Regions from separate parts of the Homo sapiens genome. Here region 2 is linked to region 1. The links are chromatin contacts, found by Hi-C or POLR2A ChIA-PET in ENCODE. All regions are on one chromosome and are shown on one strand. The core of a region is the stretch at or near the end of the contact, and the rest is flanking DNA. Distances in the headings are between cores, read along the strand shown. Region 1 overlaps GLIS3 (GLIS family zinc finger 3). Region 2 overlaps GLIS3 (GLIS family zinc finger 3).

Evidence for each region. Hi-C counts contacts between places; a loop is a spot of excess contacts on that map. ChIA-PET counts read pairs that join two places held with the same protein, here RNA polymerase II (POLR2A).
Region 2: a map of cardiac septum shows a loop between it and region 1 (2.1-fold over the local background). The contact joins two enhancer-like sites. A Hi-C loop is called at or near these places in 1 of 168 maps with a recorded cell type or tissue (cardiac septum). POLR2A ChIA-PET finds 5 or more read pairs at or near these places in 2 of 52 experiments (activated T-cell and common myeloid progenitor, CD34-positive).

What each region holds. Positions count from the first base shown.
Region 1 is chr9:3,951,511-3,957,521 of GRCh38, forward strand. The region is part of intron 4 of GLIS3 (GLIS family zinc finger 3); the gene reads right to left. Among named protein-coding and RNA genes, the nearest start is that of GLIS3-AS1, 56 kb to the left of the region's middle. RefSeq lists an enhancer at 2,954-3,474. Within about 2 kb of position 3,666, at least 2 of the 41 ENCODE cell types and tissues checked have a DNase peak (open chromatin) inside an H3K27ac peak, as active enhancers do.
Region 2 is chr9:4,035,873-4,041,288 of GRCh38, forward strand. All of the region lies in intron 4 of GLIS3 (GLIS family zinc finger 3), which reads right to left. Among named protein-coding and RNA genes, the nearest start is that of GLIS3-AS1, 140 kb to the left of the region's middle. Within about 2 kb of position 2,424, at least 2 of the 41 ENCODE cell types and tissues checked have a DNase peak (open chromatin) inside an H3K27ac peak, as active enhancers do.

The DNA of each region.
Region 1 (6,011 bases), core at 2,416-4,915:
ACAGAAAAACATGACCAGAAACATGAGCATTTGAGACCTGAAAAATAGACCACTGGCAGCTGGCCCTTTAAAAAATATATTTATAAGAAAAAATAAAAAATAAAAAAAGGGACCGACCGGTCCTCCTTAGCTCTAAACTTCAGGGTGAACGGACACTGATTTTAATAAAGGGGGTCAGTTTCAGACTTCTTTTTAGAATGCAGAAGCACTGCAAGTAATTGGTATAATTAGCAGTTTAGAAATGCAAATCAAATTCAAACTTGAAATGACTGAGATGGAAAAGCAACCTCAACAGGGAAAAGAGGAGAGAGAAAGAGAGGAATAAGCATGAACACACACACACACACACACACACACACACACACACACACACACGCACGCACACACCCACTGGCCTTTCTGGATGATTTGAGGTTAGCTGAAGACACAGTAAAGACAGATCTGGGATCCGGCTGATCACTGGCACAATGACTGAACTTTTAGACAAGCGTGGTGAGAGAGAGAGGGGAAACCAGAAACTGCCTAGCCACAGGTACCCCCAGGCCAAGATAATTTGGAGAATGACAATTCACAAGGCAGATCTGGAAAAAAAAATGCCTATTTACAGCTTCTGTTTGCATACTCCCTAGACTTTTGGTGTTTATTATTTTTCTAATTTGAGCAAACCATGTAAGCTTTTGATATCTCAAAAATAAAATCATATGGCCAATAAAATACTTGTTTAGGGGGAAAAAGGTTAGTTCACTGACACAGGTTTACTTCTTGGTCACCTTACTACTGGGAAATCGTAATCCACCTCTCTACTCTTCCGCTTCCTTGTGGCTGATTTGAACCAGAAGCCCCCCCAGAGGCACCACCACCCAGGGGATCCCTGGCACTCTCTGATGTCTGATCCCGGCCAGGCTCACACAATTTGCACCTTCTTTGCACACTGTATTTTTCCTTCCTAATTCTTTACCTATCTGACATTAAGTACAAATTTCAGTAGCCATCTGCTTAACAGCCCACTCCTGGGTTCTGCATCTATTTTGCTCATCTATTTCCAGAGCCTGTCACAGTGCCTGGAACTTGCCAGGTGCTCCATGCGTGAAAATTACAAATTCTGGGATTGATGAATAATAATGGGTCAGATTATCCAAATGTCAAATTCTCAGTAACTGAGAATTTATCAGGTAATTTTTGTATGGAAACAACACATAATATCTGAAACAAGAATATACCAAATGGTATCCTAGCACAGTGCTTCTTGCACTTTAATCTCCTTGGGAGCTCCTTATAAAGCAGACTCTGATTTAGCACATCTGGGATGGGGTCTGGATGCTACATTTCTAAAAAAAACTCCCAACCGATGCTGATGCAGCTGGTCTTCAGGCCACACTTCGTTTAGCAAGGTCCTGGGGGAGCTAACTGATAATCCCAGCCCAGCTTTTCCCTTATGCGAGTCTTATTTATGTTTAATTTAAAAAAATCATATTGTGATTGCTACCTAGGTAAGTTCCTGGTTCAGATATTAATAAAGATGTATTCTTGGGCTGGTGAAGAGTCAAGTCACCACTTCTTGTTTTTTTCTGGGATTTGAGGGATCTGCACTACATATATTGTCTGATAAATTCTGCCTCTCACTAGAAAATTTAGCCATATCTTTAGTACCCCAATGAAAGATTCACTTGCATCAAGGGAATCAGGCAGGGGAAAAAAAATGAACTTGGATTTTCCATAGGGTATTCTTTTTATGATAGAATCTTTTGAGAATATTTGTCTTGTTTTGTTGGTTTTTTGAGAAATTGTTACATATGCAGCACTTAAGTATTTATAATATACAGAAGGTCCCCTTTATCTCTTAGGATTTCTTTCCATTTATGTGATCAATATTGTACAGATCATTCCTTCCAACAGTTTCTAAGCCACTGTGGATAGACTAAAATGGGCTGATGGATATTGATATTTTGATCTTTACACTGACTTCCACATCTCTTAATATTCAATGATTCCCTTGTAAAGTGAGGGTTTGAGTTGTTTCTTCAAACAATGACACAGTAATATAGATGTTTTCTGCAGGCAATATCTGAATATTTCTTTGTACAAATGGTTTCGCCTCATACCACAATGCAAAGAGCTGGTAATGCATGTTTAATGACTTTTCAATGGATTAAAAGTAAGCTGTTGAAAACATATTTTTGATAACAATTCTTTTGTTAGTACTTGCTGTTGGCTCTCCTGGAGGAATATTGCCAATGATAATTAGATTTGCTCTCTCTCTCTCTCTCTCTCTCTCTCTCTCTCTCTATATATATATATATATATATATATATCTTCTCCATCTCACATACACACAGACACAGTCACACACACAAACACATGCACACACATGCATTTGCTGAAAAAGTAAACATGTGGCTTTATGTCTGTAGTACACCAATCAACATATCAAAATCCAAATTTAGAATCCTAATTCACAATACCACGTTTTTTTCCCTTTTTTCTCCCCCTCACTTGGAGTAAATTAAATTCAGCCTTTGTTGGAAGGAAATGTAAAATGTGTTTCACACATATATTTAACACTAATCTGTTCTCCCTACCTTAATTATGCTTTGAATTTCTGTGGGATCTTATATTCCAGGGTCTCAATTTACTTTTATAAATATTCATTGATTTTTCCCATCTCTATTAAGGGTGCTAAAAATTACCTTTCTTTTTGCATTTGGAGAAACTGAGGCACCAGGGAGAAATCTATGGTTTGTCACTTAACACAACTGTAGAGCTGCAAATGTGACCTAGAAGCTCCTCGATAAAGAGGCAACCCTCCTGCCAAAGCTTAGAAATAATGGTACAATGTTCACTGGAGGATTAAATCAGAGCCAGTCTGCTCACATTCTAGGCACAGCTACATTCTCTGTGTTGTCTTTTCCTTAGCACAAAGTGCAGTAACAGAATAGCTGCCCCGTGGTTAAAGAGAAATGATTACAGAAAAGAACAGTTGGAGAAAACAAGGCAAAAGTACTTGGATTTTAGTCAGTGGGAGTCCATCACAGTAACTAATGGGCTGAGAATGTTTCTATTTTTTCACCAAGTAATCCATATGCAAATTTCCTACAGTATTCAATATGCACTTCCAAGCTCAGTAAATGTTTTCTATTCTTTTCTGCTTAGCTCTCTCAGCTTTTTCCAATTAGGCCCTGTTTATTTAGAAAAAAAGAAAATGTCTAAAGGAAGGATTAAGCTCTGTATCTTATGGAGAAAGAATGAATATTAGAAATTCTTTCAGGATCTAGAGGATGCATTCTTTACTCATCCTCCCCGCTGGGATGGGTAATGAGAATAAAGTAAAAGAGGATGAAGCTTTTTACTTCATTTGGTTTGTTCAGCTGAAAACATGCCTTTGACGATCTGGAATTAAATCCAAAATGCATGACAATTCAGACAATGGTGCACATGGAATAAGCCGGTGGATAAAAATAAATAAATAAAAGAGAGATGCGAAAGCTCAAAAGGCCCCACCTGGTGCGCAGAAGTTCTGCAAAAGCAAGGGAATTCACGACGTAGAGGGGACAAGGGGACAGGCTGGGGAGAGAGAGCATAGGCTGGAGTTAGTGGCTGTGCCAAATGAAGACGACCTGGGGAACAGAGCCGTAAATCAGAGAGACGTTGCAAATGCATGGCCTCCCAGGGTAGTAATCAGGGAAGATGGCCCGCATGAGTCAGGCCTTCCTATCTTTAGTCATTGCACCCATGAAGACACGTGGTGTTCTGCCTATCTCTGTTAAGTTTCACATTGAAAGCTGAAGGTCAATTTGTGCTTAAAGAAAAAAGTCAGACAGTTTCTCAACTCAGCTTCAGATCTTTTCTATCTGTTTATTTATTGAAAAAGAGAAAGAGAAATAAAAAATGCCTGAACTTGAGTTCCATGGCAGACAGGATGGAGGTGTCATGGTGCCTGAGAAGGAATTTCTGCCCCTGAGGATGGCCTGCTTCAAGAGGCTGTTGTGACACCACAAGAGATATTATATATGGTATTTTACAAACTTAAAAACATCATACCAATGAAAAAGGGGTCATGAGCAGTAGTTATGGTTGGCGTTGGATTAAAGAACAGGAAATAGCCAAGATGCTTCCAGGATCTTGGAACAGATTCTTACCAAATAGGGTTGTAAAGAACTAAGCATGAAAAGTAGCAAAATGTCAGATTAATTTTCTCTCCCTGCATTTAGGGATTCAAAAGCCATAGAGAATAATAATCGATAAATTATAGTTAAGGATAGACTGTTCACCTAGTGACTGAATAATACACAAAGCTCTTCAGAAATTTTCATGATAAGTTTACTTGCCTAAGAGACCATAAAGAGGAAAAATCTGGGAGAAGAAAGAGTCAATATAATCAGCAATGAGAAGTCTCCCTTTAATGACAGCTATGGGGAACCTGAATGAAGTAGTATATACGTACAAGTGATTGGCTAGGACCATACCATAGACTGCTCCCATAAGTATTTCCTACCACAATTGACCTTCTCCAGATTCAGCAAAAAAAAAAAAAAAAAAAAGAAAGAAAAAAAGAAAAGAATTCTTCATCCGTGGTCAAACTACCTGCTTACATTGTCCATGAAAAAAACTCTTCTGGTTACATTACCTAATGGTCATTTATAAGCTGACTTCCATTCTTTAGTGTACCAGTTGAAAGAAAAAAAAAATCACCTCCAACAGCTTTTTATATTTTAAGTTCCAAGACACAGCAATGCTCTCAAATTTCAGTTTCTCAAGTCTCAAGCTTAGAGAAAAATAAGCTAGGGGAACAAAAGCCTGCCAAAAACCCAGGCTGGCTATTAAAATGTTACAACCAACCGCCATGAGTTTGAGACTATAGATGGTATCCAAATTAACAGAAATGTCCTGGACAGAAGCCTTCAGATCACCATGGAACAGGCTTTGATGCCCTTTGTCTAATTCTGTGGAGACCCAATCTTCAAGCAGAATATTTTTGGCCCATCAAATAAAGGCCTTTCCCAGGAAGCCAAAGGGCTTGGAGACATCACTCTGATTCTCAGCCCATTCTTAAGTAACTCAACACACTGGATCTAACCCCTAGCTTTAGAGTACACCAAAAGACGTTGCATGGAGGGTTTTTTTGTTTTGTTTTGTTTTGTTTTGTTTCCTGTTTTGATCTCACAGACCAGTTGTATTTTTTTCCTCCTTTCATTACCGAAGTAACTCCTTCCATGTGCCAACTTTGAATAATCCTCAAACAGTAATTTCATTACAGAAACAATCTTAGTTGACCAGGCTGTAATGACTTTGGATGTTTCATCTTTATCTGGCTTTTTTCTTTTGCAGCTTCACTGACATGATGAGAGCTCCCCAAAAAGGGCAGGCTTCTGCCTCAACTCTCAGGCACATCAATAACAAGAACAATCTACACTTACAGTCACAAGCTGATTGAGCCCCCATATCTTCCCTGGCAAATCGTCTAAGAGCTCCATCCTTGAGAACTTGCCCTGGAACTCGCAGCATGGCATCAGCAGTTGGAACTAAGACCTGAAAAATCTTTACTAGGCCTCTAAGCCACCTGCCTCCCACAGTGCAGCGGAATGGGAAGAAAATCTCAAAGTGGCTCCCTATCTACAGTCTATATCTGTTCTTTCTTTGAAGGTGTGGCCTAGGGGTCTCAAATGGAAAAGCAGGATAAAATAATCATCAAGCAGTGGGTGTGGAGCCCTTTCCCGAGAGTGTTTTACGCTGCCTACGCATTAAACCTGTTCTTGTTGATGCAGTAATCAATGTATTTGGATTGAATAACACTTCCCCAGTTTGGCTGCCTAGCCGATTAATGTCTTTGCTTTCACCTTTATAATTGGCACATTTAAAAGAAGATTTTAAAAGTTGCTATTGATGTGGCAGTGAGGAGAAGGCACTGAGCCTGCGTGTGCAGGAGGAACAAAGACTCAAACTACAGGGAGTTGCAAGATGAACCACGAGATGGGATTTGCATATTGCAGACTTGTCAACCAAGGGACTTATCA
Region 2 (5,416 bases), core at 1,174-3,673, 83 kb after region 1:
CGTCTTCACTCTTGCAGTCAAAATCTATCCATTTACTCAAGGCTCACTCAGGTGGAACCTCCTGCTGCCTGCCCACATCCCTCTGTCACAATGAATCCTTCTTTCCTACATGCTCCTATACCAGATGACTTGGCCTTGAGCCGCCTGGAGTTTACTCTGTAGGTTTCAGTTTGCCTGATTCCTTGCTAGGCTGAAAGATTCAAGGTCATCTTTAAGACCTCAGTGCTTTTCACAGGGAATTACCATCTGAAAAAAGCCCCAAGTGAGGATTTTCCTTTACCGTTTGAAGACTTTTTTAACTCCTCACCAGCAACAAAAATTCTGGGATGCACTGCGTTTTACATTTTGTTTTTGTTGTTTGTTTTATTTTTTCTGGCTAAGAACACAGAAATCAAATCTCTTTTTTTTTTCTCTCAGGCCTTGCCCTACTCTAATTTCAATCCTCTCTAATCTTTATTTTCTACTTTATACTTGTAGTTTTACTATTCTCTGCTCCCCTTAATTTCTGTAGAACAAGATAGGATATAAATAAACAGATGTATAAATAAAGAGTGGGTTTTTGAAAAATGATTGACAACTTGAATTGAAAGCAAGACTCCTGTTGTGAAAGAAGTAGAGAACTCAGCCCAAATTGGTAACGGTTTCTATCAGTAGCCAAAATGGGAGGATATAAGACTCAAACCAGAAAACAGTTTTCTCCCTGAGACTCCAAGAGTGCTAGAGGAAAAACAGAGAGGCTACTGTGAAGACCTGCAGCCTTAAGCCCTGAGACTCACCTACTAAATAGGTGCCCAGCAAACGGCGCATTACCTGAGAATTTTTTCCTTGAACTTTGACTCCCAAATTAATTCCCACCATAGTGATTACTAGTTGTTCATAGAACAGAGGTGTGAGAAGAACTGTGGGTGATATACCAGGAGGAACTTCAGGAAAGCCGTTTGGAGGACTCATTCTTGATGCCAAAATCCCTCCCTACTCCTTGCGTTTGAGTATCAACTGCTGATCTCCAGGAGAAATAAAGACCAGTAGAGGGGCTAAAAATAAAAGGGGCAGACCGCAGTGGATTCTTAGTCCTATCGAAGTTACTACCCCACTGCAGCTATGGCAGAAAGAGAGCCAGAGCTGAAGACAGGGGTGTCCATGTTCTAACCTTTGCTGTATAATTTACTAGGGAAGGAGATTTGAAAAAAATCACCCCACTCTCTGAGCACCAGTTTTCCCCATCTGAAAATGGGAATAGCTTTACCTTCCTTACTGAATACTTTGAAGATTAAATGAAATGACATGTGAACTTGCTTTATAAACTCTTCACAGACAAAGCTGTTAATTTCATTTCGAGAAAGATTTCTTGAGAGAGGCATCGTAGCACAGGAGCCTAGCACGGATACCTAAACTAAAGCTTAGGACTTGCATTCTAATTCTGTCACTTCCTAGCTTTGTGACCACAGGCAAATTACTAACCCCTCCGTGCCTCAGTTTTCTCATCTGTAAAATAGGATGGTAAAAGTGTCGATCTGATAGGTTATCAGGAGATTAAATTAGCTACATTTTTACCTGAGCAAGGATTGGCATATAATAAATGTTATACACATGTTTTATAAATACATCAGTTGAGAATACCCCACAAGCCAAGTTCCATGCTGAGTGCTGCAGTGGGCAGATGTGTGTGCACACAACACACACACACACACACACACACACACACACACACAGAGACAATAAATCCTGGGGGAACTTTCACAGGCTCAGGCATTATTTTAATCTATGATCTAAGCACTAGGAGATAAATTTCTCAGAAACAGAAAAATAGGTAATAACCTTGCCAACAGACTCGGAGTCACCATTCTCTTGAATTTCAAACCTCAGATTGTCATCGTGCCCTTATGGTCACTTAATTAATTTGCAGTATCTCTCCAAGAGTTGCTTATGAAATGTTCAAGTCTTTTTTTAAATACACCATTTTATTTAATGAACTATTATTATGACAGCTGTGGAGAAATTTCACTTTGGTGTTTTCCTGGGAATATTTTATACACACTTTTCAGCTGCCCACATTCAGGGGAGATACAAAATCCAGGAAAGGAAAAAAAAAATCACTTCATTGGATAAAATGTTTTACAAGATAGCCCATCTGTCTTTGTGAGTTCAGAGTGTTTTTGTTTTTATTTATTTAAGTGGAACTTTAATGAGGGAGAAGAACATCTTTCCCCTCTTCCTGTTCACCTGGCTTGGAGGAAGCAACCTGGTAAAACTTCAATGAGGCCCAAGTAAATTTTGTCACTCTTGGATTAATTTATTTGTAATTAATCAAGAGTTTTATTTGGGGATGATTAGCAGCCAGCCATATTCCAGTTTCGACATCCTAAAAATATTATCCCATGATTAACTACTTCTTTTGAAGTGTGGTAGGAAACTTGTCCAACTTGTTGGTTCCAAAAATCCTCTCTGTTGACACAGAGGGAAACCTCTAATTACATGAGTCACTGTAGTTTTACAACTGAATAAACTGTTAAAGAAATTGGAAAAATTGTCATCAAGATGATAAAGGCCATTCTGGAACTCAATGCCAAATAGTCCCAGCTTGTACCTTTCAGAGAAATGACCACTTGTAAAGAGACTGACGTATGGGAGATCAAAGGTGAAATCCAATACACTTTCCCAGGCCTCAACAGGCCACTTTATCCTGATTAAAAGGAAAAGGAATTTCCCAGGCATGTCTCTTTAACGTTTTTATCCTGAAAGCAGGCATGAGAATACATTCTGCAAACCACTGTGCTAGCATGTTATAAAAGATGATGACTGGCCCTTTGGTAAGTGACATAGTTTGGCCACACGTATTCAGCTCTCCACTATTCTTTTTTTCATTGTTTTCTTCAAAGTTTACATCTGTACAGCTTCCTTAATCCTGATTTCTTAAATGTGTGGATCCAGCCTTTAAATGCATTCAACACTGTGCATTCAAGTATCCCTGTCTGTAGAAACATCATGAAGATGACAGACTGGGCTCCGCATAACTCTGATCACCTTTGCCCCCAGTGACCTCCAAGGCAGTCTAATTTCCCCAACTGAGGAACTAACTGCCCTCCCCATGTCTTCTCTCACTATGAACCGTTGGGTAAAGCTGAGCAGCTTGCCACAACAATAGGAATCATCCGTCTCTTACAAACTTGAGGAGGGAGAATAAAAAAGGAAAACCAATGTAATAAGCCTGGGCACCATACGTTGCTATAATCCTGCCCTTTGGGAACACTTTAAGGACTCTTTTCACACCTAGGGTGGTTCCACACTCTACCCATTTCATATGGAATTTAATAGGGCACCTGGTTATTCTCTGGAGAGGGTCCTACATATTTATTCATAAAGGTATTTCTGCATATATTATGTAATTGGTGCCGAGGACCAAAATTTGAAGACTTGACTGAAAAAAAATTATTTTTCCCAGCTGTCCAATGCAGTATTATCTAGCCACTGAATAGCAAAATAGAGAAGCCACCAAACATTTTCTACAGGTATCCAAGCATCTCTCTCTCTCTCTTCCAGACAATGTATTTCCTGTGAGCTATGTGGAAAGAGGCCTGTGCTTCTTGGAAACAAGCTGCTCTGATGGGTCTCCAGCCCACAAAATACAAAACTTCACAAACACAGGACGGCAGCCTCAAAAAGGAGCTTACAGACCACCTCATCTAACTCCCTCAATTTTCTAGGCCATAAAAATACAGGCCAGGTAAGAGAAGTGACTCGTCCAAGGAAACACCACTATTTAGTGCCAAAGCCTGACCCAGAGCCTGCCTGGCTCCCAGCCAGTGCTCTTTCCCACTGTATTTTCTAAGATCTATGTGTTTTCCTCTACAATCGGTCCAGATTCTGTTAGGGTCATAGAAATGTCTGGGAGATGTTGAGTGTTTTTCAATGACTACTACAGTATAATGTCACAATGGTCAAGTACTACAGGAGTTAGAGCACTCAAGTTAGAAGCAGATGGAGCAAAAGTATCATTTTAGAATTTAAGTGCACAGTATAAATTGGAGGATCGACAAGGCCAATGGGTCAATGCCAAGCCCAAGGCCAGTGCATCACAAATGTGGAGGCCAAAACTGTTTGGGAAGATTTGAGTCTTAAGAGGAGAGCCAAGAGAAGTCCTACTTCAGTGGATTCCAAACAGAGGGTAACTGAGACCTCCTGTTTAATGAAATTACATCCTCTGCCCATCTGCAGGAAAGCCCCCTACACAGTCCTGGTACTTAACTGGCCAAATATTTACCCATTAATACCTTTATTTATGGAGGGGTGGTGATTTTAATAAAAATATAAATGGGGACATGTAAATCACAGCCTTGGTCTTCAAAGGGTTTTGCAAACTTCAAAGCATTTTAAATAATATGTCTGAATTACAAAACATTTTACTTCACAAGGTAAAAAAAACAAAAAACAAAAAACCTGCTACATTGAATATATAGTCCCCTAGTTACAAAGGTTTTCTGTCAAAAATTATTAATTCATTGTTTGAAAATGGCTGTTAGGTTTTTAAATTAACTCCCAAAGTCTCTTTCAATAACAAACTATTACAGCGTGCTACATTTACGATAGAAAAGGAAGACATCCCCGCTGATAGTATATCACAAATAAGGACAATCTGAACAACAAAACCAGATTTTAGGTCTTTTCCTAAAATCTTTAATGCAAGCAAGTGAAGAAAAATATTCAATCAATAAGGATATAGAAGGAATGGAAAAAATCTGAACGGGAACTCCCAGCACTTTGGAGAACTATTAATGTGGACGATAAAGACAGAGTTTCTTCAGTGGAACTAAGTGGATAGTGAGTTATAAAAGATGGAGAAAAGGAGAAAACACTATAAAAAGATGAAAAGAGGTGATGGAATGAGGTGTTCAGTAGATCGTTCTACCACAGTCTTCAAGTGGTGCTGTCAACTGGGTCAACTGGGTCATTGTTCTTTAGGTAAGAGTTGAAGTGAAGGTCATCAACAGTGGTTCTCAAAGGTGGTCTCCTGGTCCAGCAGCATCAGCACTGCTTGGAAACTTGTTTGAAATACAAAACATCAGGACCCACTCCAGACCCAGGGAAGGAGAAAGATTTCTTTCTCAACATTCTAATCCTGTCCCACCTCGTGATTCTAATGCATGCTAAACTTTGAAAGTGAAGGATAGTTATGTGGAGTGAGTACCATCAAGAAGGTGTTCATTACACAGGACATCTGCAAGGCAGGCATTTTGGCCATGTCCAGTAGTGACTGTACTTCTTTAAAACACTGTTTCTCAAATATGACTGCACATGGGAATCCCTGGGAAGCTTATTAAAAGCCCCGGGGGATGTCTAGCAATGACTGGAGATATCTTTGGTTGTTAAAACAAGGGGGTGGGAGTGGAAGTTTGCTACCGGCCTCTATTTCCCTCTA